Regions from separate parts of the Homo sapiens genome. Here region 1 is linked to region 2. The links are chromatin loops, found by intact Hi-C in ENCODE. Cell type or tissue: dorsolateral prefrontal cortex. All regions are shown on one strand. Links, peaks and the distances in the headings refer to the core of each region. The heading gives the core; the rest is flanking DNA. Region 1 has its middle 130 kb from the start of CTNNA2-AS1. Region 2 overlaps CTNNA2 (catenin alpha 2).

Region 1 (12,008 bases), core at 4,422-9,421, 490 kb after region 2:
TCTTAGTGTCACTGTAGTACCTTAAACATCTTTCTTTAATATCATTCATTTTTCCCTAGTATAGAGTATTTTTAACAGGCCTATTTTCTTCATTAGTCTATAACATTTTTGAAGGTCTCAGTATTTCTTATATTCTTAGCTCTGAGAATTCCCAGGCCTAGAGTCGACACTGTATAAATGTCACATGAATGAATGAATGCTTTATTGAATCAATTAATGCATGATCTTTGAGGACTCTTTCTTCTAAATTACATGGCAGAATAAAGAAGGAACGATGGCGAAAAGCTCTTATACTCATTAATGAACAACTACTACATGCCAGGCACGGTCAGAAATATTTTCACTTATTTACTGCAATTCTTACAAAAAGCTTACAAGGTAGTTGTTGCAGGCTAACTTGGTCAACAAGATGAAACACGCTATCAGATCTCACAATGCAAGTAAAAATCAGAATCAGAATTTGAATCCAGGTATGTCTGACCGTAAAGCGTATGGTTTTTTAAAAAATTAAACTGTGTTAGTATCCACAGCTGCCCTGATTGCTGATGCAGAACAGAATGAAATAGTAAAGAGAATTCAAAATGAGACCCAACAACAAACAATTTACGGGCTATGAAACCACAAGGAATATGCATATAGGATGTTCCAAAAATGAGCAACTCTATTATGCTGAAAATCGTCACTTCATTATAAATGTTTCCATTCTAAGCTCCATCCCTCACTCTCTGTTAATAATTCAAGCATTTAAATTTTTATTAGATTGTAAATTGGCACACAGGTCATGAGCCTGACTTCACAACTGTCATATTCAAAATTGGAATGGAATGAATCTCTTTCTGCTTCCAGTCAAGTCACCCATTTGCACTATCCAAATATGCCTAATGGGAAGGAGAGACACACTTGATGGGAGGAAAAAAAATCTCATGGAGTTAACATTTGTAGTGCAATCAAATTAAATTTCCATCGGATTTTAGTTTAAAATGGTGCTTGGCTAGTTGCTGCTGATACATCATCTCCCAAATTTCCACTAAAATATCAATGAAGACACAGAAAAAAGATAAAAAATATACATCATCTACAGAAATGAAAATTTCAGAAGAGTCTATTGCTCAGAATAATAGAGAATGTTGACTAAATGTAAAACCGAAGAAGCACAATAGAAAAATATATATATATTACTCTAATGATGCTTATTCCCAGGAAACTGAGAAACCCTTCTCCCCTGGAAGGAGATAAAGAATTTTATTTCTTCCTGCATGTCAGTCCATGAATCAGTCTTAGATTTTATAATGACAAAAGTTAAGTATGAAGTCGCCCCATTATTGTATTTGTGCTTATTTTGTAGCAGCTAAAATACCAGATCCATGCCCCTTTGCATGTCTTTCTATATCTCAGAGATGTTAATTTTAGAAAACAAGAGGGTTAGAGACAGGGGAAGGTATGCATTGTTATGCACTAGACTTCCACAGAAGGTTTTACTACTTGAACAAGTAATTCTCTATTTCTGCTGCTGCTGCTGCTGCTGTTGTTGCTGGTGATGATGATGAATAATCAGGGACTTGGCAAGTGGGAAAAATGGCAAATCCTATCATGAGCATGAAATATTCTTAATTGGAATTAGTGAAAGAGTACGAAGAATAAGCTTGAATGAGATAAGTTAAAAAGGTCTTGCCTTTAGGTTCAGCCAGATGACATTCATGGACAGTCTCCTGCTGTGGCTGGGTTGCTTCTGACGTTCATTCTGGACTCCAAGGACAGGCTTCCATTGGCACTCATCCTGAGTGCTGGCTCTGAGACTTAAATCTCTGTGACTCCAGGCTGGCTGCTTAAATGCTCTGAGTCTCAATTTTCTTATCTGTAAGATGGAGATTTAACACTCATATCAACAGGTTATTGTGAGAATTAAATATGATAATGAATGTGATTAGACACCATAAAGCACATGTAAAAGCTTGTGATTGCACTGCCATCCAACACCATTTAAGGTCTGTGTAACTCACTGGGTATTTAAAAAAATGCTTCCAGGGAGTTACCGTTTTTTTGTGTATGTTTCCCTCCTCTCCCTCCATCCAGGCTGTGGGCTCATTTAGGGCAGAGCCTGCTTTTTATCCCTGTTTGTAGTCCCTTCTGCAGTTCTTTGCCCTGCACTGACTGAGTGCTTGAAAAATGCAAGCTGATAATGATGGCATCAATTTCAGTGCTATCATTATTCAGGCATTCTCCTGTTACAGAAAAGGGCATATTTTTCTTCTGCAGGTATGAATCACTACGTTTAATAGTATTCTGTATGTTTCAGTAAGAATAATTATCAGGGAGTATAAGGTTCTAGAGGGCAGGAATACTTTAAAAATATTTTACTTATTCATTTACGTGTTTATTTGTCTGCACATTGCATAGAGCCAATTGGAGATAGAGTGTTAATAAATCAACCTGATATATATTGCTCTGATGATAAAGATGCAATCTTTAGCCAGAAGGTATCATAGAGTCACACGTCTACATTTAGTTTTGAGCTGTGATAGCTAAAAAATAAAATGTAAGTACTCTGTAACAAAGTATTTGCTATTCTAATTCACAACGCAAACCATTATAACAATTTATTACAAAAATTTTCATATTGCTATACATTTTGCCAAGGATTATACCACCCTTTTTATTCACCTTATTATCTTTTATTAGGTTCCTATACTATGCTGCTGTCCATTTGTAGGGAGCTATATTTCCCAGTTGTAAAACCTGGGGAGTTGTTTGTCTTCTGAAGAAACCATGGAATTGGAAAGGAAGTCCAGGTTTAAAAAGTTTTAGCAACTTCTCTTTTTTCCTGATAGGTCCTTCAAGATTGTATACCTTTGGTAGGCCTCTGCCAATTAACGTTCAATTGCCTTATAGCCTTTGGGTATAATCAATGCCATACCGTATATCCTTTCATTTGGTGCAGAATAACTGTTCTTGTCGATCTCTGGTTTTTAACCGTTGAATGTCTTTGTATTCTGGGGAGGTATTGATTCAAGGGATCTGTCCTGAAAAACAGCCCTTTGTGTTGCTTCTCCCCTGTCCCCCTTTTCTTTTCTCTTCTTTGTCATATTCTATCACCAGTTTTGATTCTTCTCTCCTGCACAGGAATCTTTTAGTTTTCTTTCAATTTTTGCAGAAATCCTTTTCCCCCTTTCTATTAGCCACAGAAAATAAAGAAGTACATGCCTGGCTTTCAATGGTAGAACCTCGAGTAGGATATACACAGAGCACATGATTACCTTGGGAATGGAGAAGACCTGGACACGTTTCCTGCAGACTCATTTTCTGTAATTCCTGGAGCGCAGGGTTAAATACAAATGAGTAGGTAACTCTAACATGACCTGGGACTGCTTCTTTGCTGGGCAGTGACATCAAGGAGGAAAAATAATACTTTAGAAAGAGGGACTTCGTTCCTCCTGTCAGCTAGGGTGCAGTGCTATTTTGTACAGGTGTAGGCACTCAGTATAGCTCCCTGCCTGCCACCAGATGCCATCAGTCAGGAAATCAGGAATCCCAGAACAATGATTCTCACTTGTGCCACTGCTGAGGCCTCACCTCAGGTTCACCCCGGAGAACCTGATGTAATTGTCCAGGCAAGGGCCCAGGTATCCATGGTTTTCAAAGCTTCCCATGGGATTCAAAAGGTGGAGAATGGCTGTTTTAGAGTTTTCAGAAGCCATCAACTCTTTCTGCTTTTCTTCCTTTTTTATTCTTTCTTCTTCCAGATCATCTTGACAAGTTATACCGGGGATTAAATGTACAGTGCTTATAAGTGTCCCCAGTGGAGCAACCTCCCTATTCCCTAGCACCAGGATCACCAGGAGTCCTGGGTAGTGCTGCAGATTTCCGGGTTTCATTGAAAACTAAAGGATCAGAATCATTAAGGGTGTCATAGAGTGACCAGTTGACCTACTTTGCCCAGGACTGATAGGAAATTATTCTAGAACTTTTAGCCATAAAACTGGGATAGTTCCAGGCAATCTGGGACTGTAGTTCACTCTAGGAAGACCTAGAATTTTTAACCATGTTCCTCCTGCAAAGTAGGGTAGGGAATTCCTACCCTAACCTTTCTCAGGCCAACTCATTTTCTTGGGTGCAGAAATAAGTCTTTAGCAGTGACGGAGTTTCTTTTGTCTGCCAGAGAAGGAGCCTGGTTCATCTCTTGGTTCTACATGTTGTGAGAATGAGTCTCTTGCTGTTGGGTCCTGTCTTCTGTTTCCCACTCCGACTTTCCATATGTCGGTTCCACATCGTGAGTCTTTTCCCTCTGTCTGCTGCTGCTGATAGCTTCAGTTGCCTCCTCACACCCTCCCACTCAAGCTGTGTCCCTGCGGTGCATTTGCCTGCTCGTCTCCATCTGTTTCCCACCTTCTCCTGTCTGGAGAAGCCTCATGATATATGGCTTCTGAGAGAAGTGCTCCTTCCATCGCATCTTTTATGCCAGAGCCACCACTTAAAACACCCCGTGGGCCTTTCACCAGTATTGTCTAATAAAAGTCCCAAGAGAAGGCACCAGACCCCTCCCCTCTTCCCCAGGCTTGCCAGAACCATGCTAGAAGTTATTCGGCTTCCAGGCCTCCTAAGGGGAGTGTGGATTTTCCAAGCAGGCAGAGTGGCAGAGAAACTTCTCTGAGTGGCAAGGGCAGGACACAGAAAAGCTGATCAGCTCAGTGCATGACCTGGGTCCTGCTGAGCCCTAAATGAGCCATTCATCCAGTGTGACATCTGGAGCAATGGAGTTGAGGCACTCAGGGAAGTGCTTATTTATTTAGGGAAGAGATGAAGCTGTGATTGCTGCCTTCCCACCAGTCACTCAAAAGGGTGGAGAAAAAGGCGAGGACTACATCTGGACTCTGTAAATTATAAAACCATGACTCTATTTTTGAAGATTTCAGAAAGAGACTATAACCTGGAGGTATGAGAGCTCAGCAAAACTCTAAAATGAAGCACAGTGTTTTGTTGGTTTGTGCATACATGCACTTCCCTAAGCCTTAATTTTAATTATATTCTCAGTGGGTTCTATGCCTCAGAAAAAAAAAAAAGTTAAGATCATTGCTTTAAAAAATAATACAGGGAGTTCAGGAGTCCTGAGTGCAAAGATAGGTTCATTTTATTTTTATTTCCTTTTCTTCGTAGCCCACATGCCCTAGCATAGAGCTAGAGGCAGAGAAAGCACTCAGAAAGTATTTTTCCAATGATTTTCTATTGCTAACATCCAGACTCTAAAGAAAATGAAGGAGGGCAACCTGCAAATATTCACTCAGGAGTTTTGGCTGGGATTTCAAAAGCTTTAGGGTTTGTTCCTAGTTCTATCATTCATCCACTCTGTGGTTTGGGGCAGGAAACTTCACTTCTTTGGGCTTCAAGTTTCTTCTCTGCCTTTGTGTTACATAATTTCTGAGTGATCTTTCAATTTTGAAAGTTGAGTAATTTGTCCTTGCTCAGTGCAGGGTTAGAATTATTCTAAGATTATAGCAAACAAAACCAGAGAGCCTAATCCTTTCTCTCTGTGTAGAGAATGTGGACTTTCACAGGGATTATGAGAGGGAGTGTCAGATTATCTTTGTATGCTCTGATACTGAGGTCAAAATCTTGTCCTCTATTTAACATTCTACAAGGCATTGGCCCAGTTGTAGCTTCATAAAGTTGAGCACCTCCTCTTCGCCAGAATTAGATTGACAGTAGTAAAATATCTGGATCTTTTTCTCAAGTATCTTACAACCTTGTAGATAATATGCAAACACACAAAACAGGGAGAAGAAAATTAATTGTGAAATTACACGCTAGCAATTATAACTGTAATAACCCTGAGGACTGAAGTGATCCCAGAGGTGTTCAGGGGAGGTGGGACTTAAGCTGTGTCTTGAACGTTGGACAGAATTTAAATAAGTTGTAAAGGGAAGATACTCCCAGTGGAGGTAAATGGGAGCAATATGGGCAAAGGGTGGAGGCAGGTGTAAGGAGTGTTAGGAGGAAAGTAGATCAGTGTTATCTGATGAAAGTAGAAGTTGCTCTTCAAGGAGTGTGCGATATTTATGTTGGGTGAGCCTTGAAGGCTTGAAAGGAAATTTAGGGCATTGATACCTACCTGGGGGAGCTTCTGTAGGTTGCTGAGCAGGTGCCTGTCACAGGGGAGCCACACTGGAAGAGCAGTCATGTCCACAATGGGCCGGAGACAGGGGTGCCGCTACAGTCGTGTGCATGTGCCTTCATAAAGGCCAAGACGATATTGGAAGCAGCAGGAACAGACAATCTCCCGGCGAGTCACAAACTCAGACACTGGGATCGCAGCAGCAGCAGCTGGCAGTGCTCGGGGGCTGCGGGGGAAGCTCAGTGTGCATGTTCTTGAGGAACATAAAGAGCCCACACTGTTCTCTGCTGACATCTGAAGTTTGGGGCTGGAATTGTTCTCCCCAGGAAATGCTGAATCTAAAAATGGCTCTTGTTTTTATCCATTTATGAGTGGAAGGCTACTGACTAGAGGAGTGGATGACTGAGGGCCTCTCACATTCTACCTTCTCCACTCCCTTATTGCCAACAGCTCCCAGTGGTGGTGCCCTGGTGTGCAGGGGAGAATTCTGTGGCTGTGTGAGAGGTTGGTCAGGGTGAATTAGCACCAGTCTCTGGGCTCAAACTTTAATAGTTAGTGTTAAAGATCACCTCCCCCAGCTAAGGTTAAGCAGGACTCTGGCAGGAGAAAGATTTTCTTCTTCAAGCGGCAGCATCATCCAGGCCTTTTAGGGAAAACAACAATAACAACGACAACAACAACAAAACCTAGTTTTGCTCTTAGACCAATAAAGCTTTATCTAAACAAAGTGATAAAGTGTGATACCCAGGGACACAAGTGACTGGATAAAAAGCTTTAATTTCATTGTTAATGGAGTGTTTCTCTAAGTTGCCTATACATATCACCTTGAGTGACCCAGTAGGATGCTCCATTTCAGGGTAAAGGGAAGGGTGTAGCGTTTAATTCCTGGCAGCGCTGTGTGTGTGCCACCTCCCACTCTAATAAGCCTGTCATGTGTCTCATGGAGGAAATGTCAAAGATGTCTTTCCATTTCCAGGTTCAGAGAGCCCATGGTGGTTCGGGGGAAGCATCAGTGTTGTCTACAAGAATATGGAGCCCACTCCAAATGAAATAATCAGATAACATTGAAAAAGAGGAAATCCGCACAACGTCCAGCTATGGAGTAGCTACATGGTGAAATGCCGGGAAGATGTCCAGGACAGGATGTGGTGACACTGTGGGAAGGCTTTATTGCAGAAGGGAATTCTAAGAAGTGTGGGAGAACCATGAAATTTAGCCCAGAAGAGTAAGAAACATTGTGCCAGGATTGGAAAGGAACAGCTCTGACAAGGAAACAAGAATAGGAGAAAAATGCCAGTGCAGATAGAGGGAAGTGCTAGTTGCTCTAGGCAAAGACCATAGAAAGATTTGTCAAAAGGAGTCTTACGTTAAATATAGAAAGTCTGCTTCTCAGATTTGTGTTAATTCTTTCTCTTGATTTGAAACTGAGGTAAGTGCATGATGAAGAGTACTGACTTTTTCAGTCTTCTATGTCCACAGGTAGGTAGTTTGTGGACAAAATTTTATCTATCCTAATGAAATCACAAAATGATAACCATTGTCATCTTTTATTGAGCTTATACCCTGTGTCAGGTACTGAGCTAAGTGATTTACATGGAGTATTGCATTTCATCTTTACCACACCTCTGTAAGGTAGGTAGTACTATTTTCTCTAGTATATAAAGAAATGAAGATACAGAACATTCCTTATCTATAGACTGCAGATTATAATAATGGTACCTCTCTCACCAGAGTAATTGAGATAATCCATGTAAATTGCTTAGCCCTGGATCTGGCCCTTAGAAACTGCCTAATATCAGTTACTCATTTTTACTAATGCCTCATAGCCCATAATTTCTAATTGCCAGAGTAAATGCCAACCTGGTGTCTCCATCTCTAAAGCCCATCTCTTGCCTGGATGAAAGCAGTCATCTAAGAGTTCTTGATGTGCCCTTTTCTCCCCTCTAGTTGGTTCTCAACTCAGCAGTTAAGAAAGTCAGACCACAAACTCTTCTGCTGCAGTTCTACAGTGGTCTAGAAGGCTTCATAAAATCTCCCTCCCCCATTAGCTTTCTAAATCATCTCCTACTTCTCTACCCATTGCTTACCTGGCTCCAGTCCCACTGACCTCCCTGCTGTCCCTTGAAAATGGGACATACTGCCATCTTAGGGCCTTTGCACTTTCAATTTCCCTGCCAGAGATGCTTTCCCCTTATTTGCGTGTTCTTTTCTCTCACCTCCTTCAGGCCTATCTTAGTCTGCTAGGACTACTATAACAAAATATTGCAGACTGGCTGGCTTAACCGAAATGTATTTTCTAACAGCTCTGGAGGCTAAAAGTCCAAGATTAAGGTGCTAGCTGATTCAGTTCCTGGTAAGGGCCCTTTTCCTGGCTTTTGGATGGCCAGCCTCCTTCTTGCTGTATCCCCACATGGACTTTCTGTGATGCACGGGAGTAGAGTGAATGAGAAAGGATCTCTCTCTTCCTCTTCTTATAAGCCCTCTAACCCTATCATGAGGGCTCTACCCTTATGACCTAATGTAACCCTAATTAACTCTCAAAGGCTCCATCTCCAAATACCATCACATACATTGGAGATTAGGGTTTAAACATATGAATTTGGGGAGGACAGAAACCTTTTGTTCAATAACAAGATCTTTCTGTTTAAATGTCTCAGTGAGACCGTCCCATACCACCCTTTATATTAAATAGCACTTTCCACTCACCCAACACTTTTTCTTATTCTCACAGTAATTATATCTGATATACTATACATTTTATATAGTATGAAAATACCTGCTGCTTCTCTTCCCTCACAGGAATGGATGTTAGTCCAAGGCAGAACGTCCTTCTTTGTACATGGCAAATGTTAGGTGTTCACAGTTTGTGTTGAATGTTGAATGAATGAACCCTTCTAACTGCCTTAACCTCTGATAACTCTCTTATGATATTAGAATTTTGTCTCCATACTCAAAGGCAGGATATTACTTCCATTTTTTTTTCTGAAACTCTCTAAAAGTTAGGTAAACTAGAGTCAGCTGGCCTTTGGCCAAAATGAACAAGGGTTGTAAACTCTGCTTCACTGAGGAATAGCTCTCCGTCTTATTCTTCTTTTGGTATTCACTGTGCCCTGGCAGGGAAAAACTCAAAAAGAGAACATAATTAGGAAAAAACAACCCACACCAAACAGGCCCCACAAACACAGAAAAATAGGTCATTGTTCCTAATATAAGGAAGAAAAATCTTTGTTCCTAGCCGGCCTGTGTTCCACTTGTATGAAAACATCATAATTAATTGAATTAATTTAATTCTGAATGATGTGTGCCTTTTAGAAATCTGCCTTTATTTATTTATTTTTGTTTTGCAGATGACACATCTTGTCCTCACTCTGCATAGCTCTTAGGTAAGCTAAATGTTTGTTTCATTATCAAAGGGAAGCTCCTCCTTAGCCCTGCACGTGACACACACTCATGACCTACTGTGTGTGATCTCTTGCCTTTTAGCAGAGAACAACGAGGCTTCTTTTAAGAGCACAGACTATGTTCTCTAATTTTTTGTTAATGCTGCAGAATAACTAATAGAGATTTTCTCTTCCGCCTCATAAGTCTGGTGGATGAACTGAACATTAACCCTCACCGGGTAACCTTGAGAAGCCCTCATGAATGTGCAGCAATTACAATCCATCGCACTTGCCAGCGACCTGGTAAAAATCAAGGTGTGAGTTACAGTGACCGTTACAGAAACATTTCATACGATCCAGGAGACATTACCTTCCCTGGGCTCTCTTGGCAGGAGACAGAGTGTACAAAGCAAAGTTGCTGCGGCTGAAAGAACCACAAAGAAGGAGTCACATTCATATTTTCCTTCTCGTCTCTAATCATAAAACAAAAAAACAAAAAACAAAAAACCTGGAATCATCTTGTCATGTCCCCCCCACTTCCCTTTTTTTTTTTTCCTTTTTCTCCTTTTTTTTTTTTAGACAGGGCCTCACTTTGTGACTCAGGCTGAGATGCAGGTGCCATCATAGCTCACCACAGTCTGAAACTCCTGGGCTTGGGCCATCCTCCTGCCTCAGACTCCTGAGTAGCTATGACTACAGGCATGCACCACCACACCTGGCTAATTTAAAAAAAAAATTTGTAGAGATGGAGTTCCCACTATGTTGCTTTGGCTGGTTTCAAACTCCTGGGCTCAAGCAATCCTCCTGCCTTGGCCTCCCAGAGTGCTGGGATTACAGGTGTGAGACACCACCCTTGGCTATTATCTTGTCACTTTCTGAATTCTCATTTGCAGGTTTAATTTATTCTTTTTTTTTTTATTTTTGAGATGGAGTCTCGCTCTGTTGCCCAGGCTGGAGTGCAGTGACATGATCTCGACTCACTGCAACCTCTGCCTCCTGGGTTCGAGCAATTCTCCTGCCTCAGTCTCCTGAGTAGCTGGGACTACAGGCACCCGCCACCATGCTCAGCTAATTTTTTTGTATTTTTAGTAGAGGCGGGGTTTCAGCATGTTGGCCAGGCTGGTCTCAAACTCCTGACCTCAGGTGATCCACCCACCTCACCTCCCAAAGTATTGAATTACAGGCATAAGCCACTGTGCCCAGCCTATTCAAATATTTTACACATACCAAGGAATGCTAAAATATAAATCCCACATAAGATTCAAGATGCTGCTGGGATAATTATGAAGAGTGATGTATGTTTTGTAAGCAAAGAAACAAAAAATATACAAAATTTAAATAAAAGTTAAGAAATAGTTTCTGCATATTCCTCCTCTTCCTAAACAATTACCCCTTACCCCTTTTTACAAAGAATTCAGTCTTTAGTTAACATGAGAAATCTACTTTTGACATAAAAGTACAGTTGATGGAGAATGAGGCTACATTTTCTCTGGGTCTTCTCTAGGCTTCAGTGAAGCCTAGATAAGATTGTCTTTGAAATTTTTGAAATTTTTACTTTAGACTTTATTCAACCTAAAGCAGTCAAGAACTCTCCAGCTTCTGTACAAAAGATGACCCAAATTCCCATCAAGATGCTGGTTTTGTTTAATGTATTATTCTCGTCAAAGGTGAAGAGAATAATATTTTATCCACAGAATTTCAAAACCCAACAACATGCTAGTTAGCAAAAGATAAACTGTATTCTGAAAGAGTAGATTTTCGCAGAACCCTATAAATCACAACATATTTGTGGATCTCCTAAGTATAAGACTGGCCCTATAGTGACAGTGGATCTGTATGAACTTAAACATATGAGAAGTTTGTTGCTGCTCATTGAATATACACTGGGGAAGAAATCAACATCTTGTAAGTCATTCTATAACCCCAAGTGGACACACAGTTATGAACCTTCACAAATACTTGTCTTGGTGAAGTTTTGGTCCTAATTTTCTTGGCAGAGGATAAGTTAAGTGTATTCTATTTATCCTCCTTTATTGACAATCAACTTAGCTCATTTGCCTAGCCTGAAAATTGCTTGCTGGCAATTTTTTTCCTCCAAGACCTGACACTGTGAAAGACTTTAATACACATGATTTGCTATGGCAGTGTGGTGCCCCATGCATGTTAAGGGTACCTTTAGATGTAATGCCTTTTCTCCAGCTCAAAGTCACATTAAGGATTGAAACTCTGTTCCAGGAGCTTTACCAATCAGGAGTTAGCTATTTTCAATGACTTTCTCAGTAACATTCAATCCTCTTTGACCTGCTTCTCTGCCTTTCATTTGCATACTAGCCTGGCCCAAGGAGAGTGATTGCCTGTCCTGGACTGCTTCTTGGACGGTGTTGATTTAGTGGTAACACTGTGCTGTATAATTCGTTTGCTCCTCGGGCCTGTAATGACTTGGCTTATATAGAGTACAAAAGTGAATAGTAATCTAGGGACCTTGGCCCTAGGGCATTAAGAGCAGCAAAGGAAAACTCTTG
Region 2 (12,008 bases), core at 4,771-9,770:
AGAAGGATCTAAGAAGTCTAAAAGTTCTCACAAAGAATCACGGGGCAGAATCTGTCCAAGGTCCCACAGAAATAAAGGAAATGGAACTAAAGTCTGGATTATGGGCACACACTACTAGTAGATAGATGAGAGATGGAGATGGATGGATGGATAGGATAGATAGACAGATAGATTAGATAGATGATTGATGGATGATTGATAGATAGACAGATAGATAGAATATTGAAGGGACGTAGAAAAAGAAGAAAAAATAAGTTTAGTGAACAGACAATATTGACAATTCAAAATTAATATAAAAATTAAGTCTTTATTTTTGAACAGTCAAGGATTTTGAACAGTCAAGGATCTTTTGTCCTTTCTGGGCAGCTAGAGAAAGGAAAGTGACTCCTATGGCCCAAACAAATACCTTGCTCTCAAACATTTACTGTTCATGGAGGAGTTCAGGACTGCGAGTTGAACAAAGAGCAGAAGATACAGAAGAAAACCCTGGGACACTTTAACCAAGATACACCTGTCTGGGCCCCACCATGAAGAATGTTAAGTACAACTGTGTGAGGAGGGCTATGAGGTCAGATTGGTCTGGATTTGAACCCCAACGATGTCATTGGCAAGCTCTGTGATCCAGGGCAAGCTATTTAACTTCTCCAATCCTCACGTCTTCATTAATAAAATGAGGATAATAATGTCTACACACTATGCACAGATTTTGTGGGAATTAAAGGAGATAAGAAATGCAAAATATCAAATCATACATATTAGCAAAATCATACATTTGCTTAGCAAAATGTATGGCAAGAATTAGGGGCTCATTAAATAGAGACACCAACTTGCTGCATGGGGGAAAAATGCCTTAATAATTTTGAAGATAAAGGTTTTTATCTTACTCTTGGAAAGTCTGTGGATGACAGGGGCTCTGGCAGAACTAGAAAGAAAGCTGCAGAGAGAATACAGGCAGTGGGCTGCCTAGTGATGGCTCTAAGAAGGACACTGGTGTCAACGGCTGAGCCCTTTGATAAGGGGGAGGTTTGGAAGACACTTATGTCCTGGATTGGGAAATGATTTCTAATGAGCTGACATAAAGGGATCCCTCAGAGGCAGCTGTCATACCCTTTCCCATTAAAAATGCCCTCATGATCTTGGACATTACAGCCAGGCATTCTTCTCCCGCTGACCAGGCTGGGCTTATAAACACCAAAGCCAGAACTCTTTGCTAAACCACGTATTTTTGTCCTTAATATTTATAACCAGTGCATAGATAAAGCTGAAAAGACTGACACTTCTAGAGAAGACACTAAAATTTATTCCCAATTTAGTGGGTTAAGAAATTCTTTTCAGAACTTGTCACTTACAACTCTTAAAATCTTGGCCTTTTCGCAGGCCTGTTCAAAATAGCCTGTACCACCATTCCTAAAGCAAGCCTGTCTACTCCTATTATTTAGTCTAGAACTGTGTCATATTGTTTGAGATAGTCATTAAATCAGTGTCTAATTTTCCTGGTTGAAACTGTACTTACTTACTTCAACATAAAAAAGCAGGCTGGCCGCGGTGGCTCACGCCTGTAATCCCAGCACTTCGGGAGGCCGAGGCGGGCGGATCACGAGGTCAGGATTTCGAGACCATCCTGGCTAACACAGTGAAACTCAGTCTCTACTAAAAATACAAAAAATTAGCCAGGCGTGGTGGTGGGTGCCTATAGTCCCAGCTACTCAGGAGGCTGAGGCACCAGAATGGCATGAACCCGGGAGGCGGAGCTTGCAGTGAGCCGAGATCGCGCCACTGCACTCCAGCCTGGGCGACAGTGCGAGACTCCGTCTCAAAATAAATAAACAAATAAATAAATAAAGCAGCCCTATAATTCATTTATTCATTAAATATTTATGCAGAGTCTACCATAAGGTCGGCATCTGGGGATGGGATAGTGTGGAATTGAGGAGTCTGATACATCCCTGCCTGCACTGTGTGTTCTGGTTCCCTGTAGAAAATTGCTGGCTATACCATTACTAGAAATCGTTGCTGTTATGATTATCATTTCTGTTTGGACAGACTGACCCCATTCCAGGGTTTACTATTGTTACCTAAGTTGACTGGATTTTAAGTGACACTGACAAAACTATTTAATGGATCATATGTAAATCTCTTGTTACAGTCTACTTTTACAGTGAAATTTAAAAATAACTATCTTGGAAATAGGAGTTGGCCAAATGCATGAAAGAATGAATGCATGTAAGACCCGCCATCTAACTATTGTACTTATTTAATCAGATACTCTGGTATGGCCATTGGTGTCTCAGCATTATCATACTTTATATTTCTGCCCCATAAAGTTAAGTTGGTCTTCTTGATTAAATTGTGTCTTTCCTTGTCAACAAGGGAAGAAAAAAATGATTTCATCAGAAGCAAAGAATGATTACATGCTAGTGTCATTGATGCTTAAAGCGCATCAATGTGTGTTATACAAATGTGTGTATAAGTGTGTTATACAAAGCACAACAATTTAGTTTATTATATATTTCCAAAGTTATTTTCAGTTTGTACAAAAAAAAATGACACCAGTGTCATTGAGTTCTTCTGATATACAAGATAGTGTTCTAAATGGCTTACGTCTATCTTATTTAGTCCCAAAAAACAGTTCTTTGAATTTGATGGTTTTCTTATTCCCTATGCTTATCCGGTAGAGACTGAAATCGGAGGAGAGGAGTTGTATAACCTGTCAGAAGTCTCACAGCAAGTAAGTGTAGGAGCCTGGATTTGAGCCCAGGTAGTTTGCTCCAGAGCCCATACTCAATTTCTGAGCTATGCTGCATTGATTTTTCAGAAAGGGTGAGTTTCTAAAGCCTTGCCCCATATGATTGGTCTCCAAGTTCTATTCACTGTGCCTCTATATCCTGAGTATCTGTAAAATCTACCTCTTTTTCACAATAAACACTGCCATTGTCTTAGCCAGCTTTTCATTCATTCATTGGCCTAGATAATTTCAACAGTCTCTTTATGTGTTCCTCTTCTAATTCCTTCTCCACACTGCTACCAAAATTATTTTTCTAAATCACTAATCTGAATCAAATTATTAGTACTACTCAGTGGCTCCCCATAACCTATATATAGAGTGCAAACTAATTATCATGTTATCCAAGACTGTCCATAACCTGGATCTCTCTGTTCAACTTTGTTATTGCCTCTCCCCACCTTGCCCACTATGCACCAACAATAGAATCACTGGTGTTTCAAACACTCCAAGACTCCTCTCTTAATCTCATGCCTTTGTTCTTTCCTTGGTTCGTAAAGCTCTTTCTGTAGTTAAAATCTGTTGCCTGACCTGAATCTATCATCTCCCTTCTTATGGTAATAGAACCCTATTTTCCTTCAGTAACATGCTCTTTTCCTGCATAGGCTATCAAATCCAAATTCACCTTTTCTGCTAACACTATGAAAATATGGATGGGCCGCTGAAATATTACTCCTTTCCCAGTTGGCCTGATGTTAAGCTTTGTCAGTAGAGGGTGTTGCATAGACGCTGCCAGAGGAAAGGGTTTGGTTCCTGGTTCTGGTGTGCTCCTTCAACAGGCTCCTGCAGCAGAGGAAGCTTCTCCAGCACCAGGTGGCCAGCAGCTTCCCTCAGTATGCCCCGCTGTGCAATTCTGTAGCAGAATGCCTCCAGCAAGACACCCCTCCATGAACAGCTTTCCTCAACAATCCAAAGGGCAGATTTCTAGCAAGCTCCATTATATTGTGTGGCACCTTAGTGACTCCTTTGTCATCAAGTGACCCAAGGCCACACCCTCCAACAACATCTGGATCTCAGGCCTGGTAGGGTGGGGTCCTCCCTAGAGTGCCCTATGCCAGCCCCAGGGGTAGCAGCTTCTCCTCATATCTGCCATTCCCATATTCCTTAAGAGTTCTTGTCATTTCTTATGAGCTAATCCCTTGTTATTCCAAACTGCTATTAGTGTTAAGAATTATTTAAATGTTCCCTGTTTAAATGACTGAGTGGTTGTGTTGTCATCATTGGACAGAATGATTCATCCCTCAACTCTGTGATGGGGCCAACTCTTTCCACTTATCCCCAACTTTCAGCCCCCAGCTTGGACTTGAGACTCCGACTTATTGAATCTAGGCCCAGCGATAGGTTCGAGGAGAGGCAAACCTCATTTAGTTCAATGAGACCCAATCTTGAGACCTCCCTCTCCCAACCACATCATCCTTTCTCTTATTGTCCTAAATTGTGCAGCCATACAATATGGTTAAACTGATCCCATTTCCAGCTTGGGGTGAGCAAAGAGCAGGAGTCCTGACCATGTTAACTAAGAAATTAGCATATTCTGTTATCCATCTAAATAATTAACTCAGAGATATGCACATGACTGAGAGGCCAATTGTGCCTAATAAGATTGTAGAACTTTTTTTTGTTGTTTGTTTGTTTGAGCTACCAGGAAAGAGAATTTCCTCTTTTGTGCTATCTTTAGTCTAGGATCATGCAACCTTCAAAACGGTTGGCAAGCACTTTGAGACTATGAGGCCTCCTATCAGGGGCTACAGAGAACAGAGTCCTCAGTAAGGAGGAGAAAGAAAGAAAAACCTGGTTTTGTCATGCTTTTGCACCTTGATCAAGCCTTGCCTGAAGCTATTACCTCTGGACTTTTAATTTGGTGAGCCAAAATATTCCCTTTTTAAAAAACTAGGTAGAATTAGGTTTTCTGTTATTTATGAAAGAAAGCATCATAATTATATTTTCCATCTGGGTGAGACTACAGCAATATGCACCCTTTCCTAACATGCATTGCACTCTATGCTAATGTCCTAATGTCTCCCCAGTAGCCTGTAAGGTTTTGAAGGCAGGAGCCTAGTCTTATTCACCCTTAAAATAATACATCTTGGCACAGTGTTTTGCATATGGTCAGCACCTAATAAATAGTTCTTAAGTGTATAACTGAATAAATAAATAAATCATGAACAATGCAGCTGCATGAAGGTAATACTGTGATAGCTATGACAGAAAAGATATGCTAAAAACCTGGGCCATATTTTCTGCAGTTATAATGAGAGGCAAGGCTATTTTATGATACCAATTGACTACTGTTATTCAAACACAAGAGCCACATTAGAACTTCAGGACTAAAAAGTAGACTTGAGAAATAATACACTACTGAGGCTGCATGAGGCTGTTTGATGCAAAACTCACAAAGTCACAGTTAATGTTAAGATCATCATGTCTCATCAATGCCCCCCACCCCCACATTAGAACAGCAGCACTATATTTGGCCCTTGGTAGCCACTAAGGAAACTTGACTTCTGGAGAAGCTGACTAAGGGTTGCTATTTTGTATCTTGCTATTCCATTTTCTAGAGAGAAATTATCAAATAATCAAGAACATTATTATCCCAGGATCTAGCCTGAGGATAGAAAGGTGATTGTTTCCTCTGACATACACATCTACATGAGTTTATGTGTCCTGCTATCGCTCATGCTAATAATTGACAATATAATCTGATTACACTAGTTCAGAGCCTAGGGAATATAAATGTCCCTCTTCATGATCACTGATTGACATGCAGGATTCCTTTAAAATTCCGGATGCCACATATCAACTTAACACACTGACAATGTGAACTGATTGCAGGATATTCCAGGTATCTGGCTAGGAAATCATTTGTCAGCAACTTCAACAATAAAATTGATTATAATTCAGTATTTTTAAATGGTGTCTGAAATGTAAATGATTACTTTAGCTTTACTCAGGAACATTAAATTCTCACTTGGGTGCTAACTGGGCACTAGAACTCTAAGTCACCCACTGTTCTATCTCTATCCTCCTGAATTTAAAGTAACAGCAGCAGCAAAAACCTTTTGCAGTCATGTGAATCTTTAATATATACTCAAAGAGAACTCAATATTAAAGTACCACAAATACTTGCATGATAGAACAAGTAGCATAACTTGAGCAACTAAGATACCTATGTGTTATCTGAGAAGAACTTCTCAGTTGCCATATAAATTTAAGTTCCTAAACATAATTATCAAGTAGCAAAATGCAAAGACCTGCACACTGCCAAACCACACGACCTCAGCAGGGCTCCTAATCCTTTACTCATTTTTAGAGGCTGAACGACATTTGCCTGTGATTACTCAAGTGACTATTCTTCATCAACCTGGCGAACTGCTGATGAAAAAACATGAATATAAGTTGCTGCGGAAAAAGGTAATTCTCTCTTTGTTCCTCTGAGTTACTCAGAGATGAGAAAAATTAACATCTGGAAAGAACACAAATAAAATTTTGACATATGGCCTGAAAGATAAAAAGTAGAATACTATGTGTAACACTTAAAGGTAAAAGAGATATGTAGCAGTTAACACAGCAGGAGGCTGTAGTCTCACTACAGGGTATTACTCAATCTGAACCCAACTAGAAAACCAGAGTCACTACTTTACTCTTCTTAGAAAGCAACTGTCACTCTTTTCTTTCTCATCTATGTTTTATCATCCAGGTGGTAAAGAAACTCATTGTTTATTTAAAAAAATCCTTGAGAAAGGTGTAAATATTTTCTAACTTGCTTCATCAAAATATGTAAAGCTATTTGACATGTTCTTCATCCTGAGTTACAGAAAAACAAATAAATAGAAGCTTGCAGACAATACGTTACTTTATCCGTCCTGAGAAGATATGCTTCTGCGCAAAAGAACTGATATACTCCCTACTACTGAGTAGAACTATGTGCTATGTTTGTTTGCAATGAATTATTGACGTATTGTCTTTTAGGGGGTAGGGGCAATAGTTCATGAGAGAAAACACCAGATGGCACCAGAAACTGTAGTTCCTCACTTGCTCCACAAGATAGCAACATTCCACCACAGCTGTTTGCTACAGACACTGCACTCTAAGTAGAACAAATGTGTTATTTAGTCTACAATCATTTTTAATTTTACTACTGACAGTCTGACAGGACTACTTAATATTGCCAGGTTGACCTTTCCATGATTTTGTGCTAAATCGTTAAAAAAAAAAAAAAAAAAACTTCCCTTACTCGGCTGTGTGGAGAAGAGATTGCAATTGACTCCCCATTACAGCAGGCTTCTGTGATCTGATGAGCCAACAGCACTGGTCAAAACAGGTGGGATGAGAGGCAGGACTGCAGGAGGCAACTGGTACCACACATGGCGTCATCGCCCTGGATTTATCACACTTCTCGAGTGTGGAGTGTAGGCAGTTCAGCAAGGATATTCAGCCCATCATCACTCCCTGACAGTTGCTGACAGGGCCTTCCACAACACAGCAAACAATGACATATGAGATGTAAGGTTAATTTTGTTAGGTTCAGTCGTATTATTTCCTTGCTGGGGTAAAGGAAGATTGTCCTTCTGTGGAAAGACTTATCTAAAAATATCGCCTTCGGAGACTAACTAGGCTGTAAGGGAAAGATAACACAACCTTTCTTCCAACATGCTTGAGAAGGAAGTTTTGTGTAACTGAAAAGATGGATATAACAGAGACAGACTGGAGGAATGGCAGCCAGTGTGGCAGCCTACAAGTGGTTCCAGTGATCTTACACTCCCTATTCAGCTGCCACTGACAGGACACTCACTTTGTGCCATTCTCTGGGATAAGTGCTCCACAGGAATCGTCCCCATTCAAACCTCCCCACCACCCTGAGGGCTCCACTGCCATTAGCCCCACTTTAACAGATGAGATATCTGAGATTTATCTGGTAGGTTACCAGACAGATGGCAAGTAGATACCAAACCAAGATGAAACCCAGTTACTCTGACTCCAGCAGCTAAATGGTTAATTATAGTACTGTACTGCCCTTCACCAGCCTCTGAAACAGGTAAAGACTCTCCTCAAATTGCTCAGCTTATCCAATTTCAAGAGCCTTTCCTGGCCTTTCAGAACCCATTCCCTGAAACATTCCTAAGGAGGAGAGGAAAAAATAAAAATAAAAATAAAAAAAACTTCCAAGCAGTTTCTTGGTGTCCCCTGCTGCTCAGGGACCTGTATAGAAGCCCTAAACAGATACACTACCTTTATGTTTATGACCTCGGAGCTCAGGCTGCAGGTGTTGGAATTTGAGGCCTTTCATATTTTTCCAGAATTTATACATAATTTGGAAATCTTGGCTACTTTATTGGGGCCACCTTCGGTAAAAGATCCTGCCCAAGGTTTTTTGACAGAGAATAGTTATGATTTAAGTAATTTCTTGATGATTCCTCCTACTGAACAAATCTGAGCTCAATGGTGAGGTGAGAGCACGCTCTTGTTATTCATTTCCTATCTCCCCTGGTCCCTCCTCATAACCTGCTTTCACTGATAAAGAAAATAAGACAGGAAGATTGGCTGATAGGAAACATGATAATCCAGGAATGCCCAGGACAGCAGGGGTAACCAAGCGAGCAATTGGTTGGTTCTCCAAAAAGGAAAATGTGGTTTGCATCTCATCATCTAAGTACCCTGCGATCAGTCCAGAGTTGGTGCCAATTGTTCAGGAATCATATTTCACTGAGGGTATGGAGTAGGGATTCTCTAAGCAGAGGCCATATTCCCAAGCAGCTAAGTTACATCATCTTTGTTAAAGTGTTGAACCATCCTTGTTGCAACTAGATACCAATCAGCAAGTAGAAAAATGGAAGAACGACCCGTAGTCAAGGACTGGGGAGGTAGCCTTAATCACTATTCCATTAAAGTTTGTGATGAGAACAGGGCTTCACCTCTATTAGGAAACAAAAGAATTAAAAGAAACCATGAAAAGCAAGGCACATAGAATGGTGTTCTATGGGTTAGTGGGACAAGTATGTGCCCACCCAGAGAACCAATCCAGGTATGTTAGATGCCAGGCTTGGTGAAACAAGATTGACTTTAGCCACGGGAATTGTGGATGGGGCCCCTTTTTATTGCCAATATATGATTCAAAATCCATATATCTACAGGAGAGCAAGGCTAGAGTAGATAGCAAAATATATTCAACATGTAATCCACACTAAGGTGGGCACAGGTGGTCAGCTGCTCAGCAGAGCTGACCCCAACCTGAACTATCACATGGACCAAGATTGCTCCGAATCTTGAGATAGAACAAAGGCAGGTCCACCCTGTCCAGGCTCTGTAGACTAAAAGAATGTACTGTTACACATTCCAGGAAGTAAGGAGAAATCTAAACTCTCAGTTTTTAGGAAAAAAAATAATAATTCAAGTGAGTCTTACAAAACTCTTTGACTATATTATTGAATATAATTTTATTATTAGAAAAAATTGGACGTGGGCACCACATGGGTAGGTAATGAACTGATCTGGTGAGCAATGAAACATCTAGAGTAGAGGCCAGAGCTGTAATACACACGGTCAAGATTGCCACTCACATAAAGAAAGTTTTGATAAGTTCTACATACGTACAATTTTCAGATGGGATAAAAGTCTCATGACATCTGCCATGTCCGCCAGGATGAGTAAGCGTGTCACCGCGGAGAGCAAAGCCCTTGCCGCCCGTACCATGGTGCCGCGCTTTACCGACGAGCAAGGGTCATCTGCAAACTCGGAGGAGGCGATCCGCATCGTCTCACCTGGAAGACAGACACGGAGAGGCAGGTGGGTAGACAAGAGGCTTAGAGACTGGCCATCCTAAAGATCTGTGAATGGACAATTACTGTTTTTATTGCAAAACTCTGATGACCAGGTGGTATTTCTGCCACCTCTATTGCAGCAAAGAGCCCTTTAAGTCAAGTACATCAGTGCACATGGACAAGTGCTGTGGACCAAACAAGGTGCTCATTTCACACTGAAGTATGAAGTCATGCTTTTCACATCAATAAGGAGTATATTTAATTCCATTTGTCTAATAGTTGAGATGGATTTGCCTTGAGCTTAATCATCCTCTCTCTGCATTTGCCTTGGAACCAATGATACCAGGCAACTTACCATGCAACTCATTGAAGTTACTGACAGTCGAGGTACAAATTGTTCCACATGGAATTGAAAGTTAAGACCTTGGCCTCATTAACACTGTACTCCTAATTGAGCTAATCAGACAAGAACACATCATAGAGGCACCCAAGATCCAATCTTCTAATCCTCTTAGTAACCAATTTGCCAATATAGAAAACATTTAGAAGAGAACTAAACCAATTAAACAAATGTTTACTAAACACACACTTGTGTCAGATTCTGTACTAGGCTCTGCCATTACAAAGTTGACTAAGAATACCCAGGCACAAGGAGTTCAAAGTCTCATGAGTAAACAGGTATGTCAACACATAATCAGAATACAGTAATTAAGTGCCATAAGAGACAAGATTAAGAAAGTAGGCAACACAGAGGGGAGAGGTATTTGCTCATTTATTGTGAGACTGGGGGGAAGCTGTCCATTTTAATGGGATGCAAAAAAGAAAGAGGTGTTCACCAGGAAAACAAAGGTGGGGAGGGGATCTCAGGCAGCATGAACACTTCGTGGGCTCTGAAGCCTGGAGCCCCATGCTGAGTACAGAGACCTGCAGTTCTCTGGAAGAACCCATGAGGAAGGGGGCTGGAGAGAGGCAGTAATGCCTAGAACACCATGTAAGAGGTTTGGATTTTACCCTCAGCAGGGTGGGAAGTTACAATAATAGATTTTTATTTTTGGAAGATTATTTTAGTCATATTACATAAAATAAACTGGAGGGGAAAAAGACCAGGACAGAGAAGTCAGTTAATAGGGTAAATGCAGTTTTAGTCTGAGAGAGCAGTGGTGAGAGCCTGGACCAAGGAGATGGGAGAGGGAGTATAAAATGCATCTGTGTGACACAACCAACCGATCTAAGGGCTGACTAGATGTGAAGACCAGACAAAAGGTTCAAGCTGACGATGAGGGCTGACACGATACAAGAGTCAGGTATATATTTGCATCAAGGGACCCAGGAATGGGAAACAAAGAGATAATTAACAAGGATTGAGACTGATAACCAAATCAGTGGGTGGATATCCACTTTGGGGAGTGAAAACTGTGAGAAACCATAAATGGAGCTTCATATAGCAGAGTGTACACAGGGGTATAAAAGCTTCAATAAACTTGAAGAGTACAGTTAATATGACAGATTTTTTAACTCAAGATCAAACAATTTATTCAATTTTTGTAGTAATGATTACTACTCACCTACTAAGCAAAATCTAGCTCATTTAAATGAAGCCAATGATAGCATGGAAAGTCTGTGCATCCTGTAATTAGTCCTAGTCATAAGAAAAAATAAAAAACACCTCTTACCATTTTATAGGCCGATCAGAATATAAAGTAATTCTCTCAGCTAGTGTGGTAGTTATTTAAACCCTCACAGTGATACTTTTTATACTCGGGAATGTGGGTGTGTAAGGAAATATATTGCACTGTTGGATTTTTAAAAGAGGCTACCATCTACAATAAGCATTTTATATTGCTAACCAGCTTAGCCTTTTTGCCTAGGCACACACAAATAGCTTGATATATAACAACAGCATGGGAGAAACTTAAAAATTCACTACTCTAGTGGCACAATGATGAATTTTCAAGATGTATGGTCCTAGAGCTCAATCCAAGTGTCCTACCCTTGCCACAGGGTTACATACATCTCCTCCTCTTGCCTCTCCTCCTCACAAATAAAAAAAGTCATTGGCAAATATCTGTGTGGTGGGAGAAAGAAAGCCACCTTTTCCCTACTTTATACAGTGCAAGTAGAAAGAACATTATACACCAAGGTAAATCCAACAAACTATTGACAAAAGTGCCACAAGTAGAGCTAGACAAATTTGTGTAAGATATTAATAGGTAAGTCAGCTACTGTTGAAATAGATCCACTTATTCAAGGGAAAGGGGGATTTATTCTGCACACGAACCCAGGTAGCTACATGGTTGATCCCAGTTCCTGCAGGTGAAATCGGTATGAGCCCTAGCATGGTTAAAAGTAGGTCACTCAGGTAGGGCTATTGGCAGAACAGAGATCCCCAGGAGGAGAGGGCAGTCACACCCCTTCCCTGCAGGTGGAGCTTGTGCACTACTTGAAGAACCATGCCTAATCCAATATAT

What was found. Peaks named below come from ENCODE experiments on the same cell type or tissue, not always from the same donor. Only the 100,000 strongest peaks of a DNase experiment are listed, where the experiment ranks them.
Region 1: it touches region 2 in a loop (4-fold over the local background); 1 of 110 quality-filtered maps calls a loop at or near these places.

What each region holds. Positions count from the first base shown.
Region 1 is chr2:79,363,678-79,375,685 of GRCh38, reverse strand. It overlaps a transcript of CTNNA2 not described here. Among named protein-coding and RNA genes, the nearest start is that of CTNNA2-AS1, 130 kb to the left of the region's middle. In dorsolateral prefrontal cortex, for the core only: a CTCF peak has its summit at 6,377; a DNase peak (open chromatin) is centred at 6,325; H3K4me3 peaks cover 680 bases; H3K27ac peaks cover 4,628 bases.
Region 2 is chr2:79,855,545-79,867,552 of GRCh38, reverse strand. CTNNA2 (catenin alpha 2) reads right to left here. Exons shown (of 19, transcript NM_001282597.3): 4 at 9,374-9,540. MIR8080 (microRNA 8080) reads left to right here and starts at 970; the gene lies at 970-1,058. In dorsolateral prefrontal cortex, for the core only: CTCF peaks have their summits at 6,598 and 6,800 (motif pointing right); no DNase peak of the experiment used is centred there.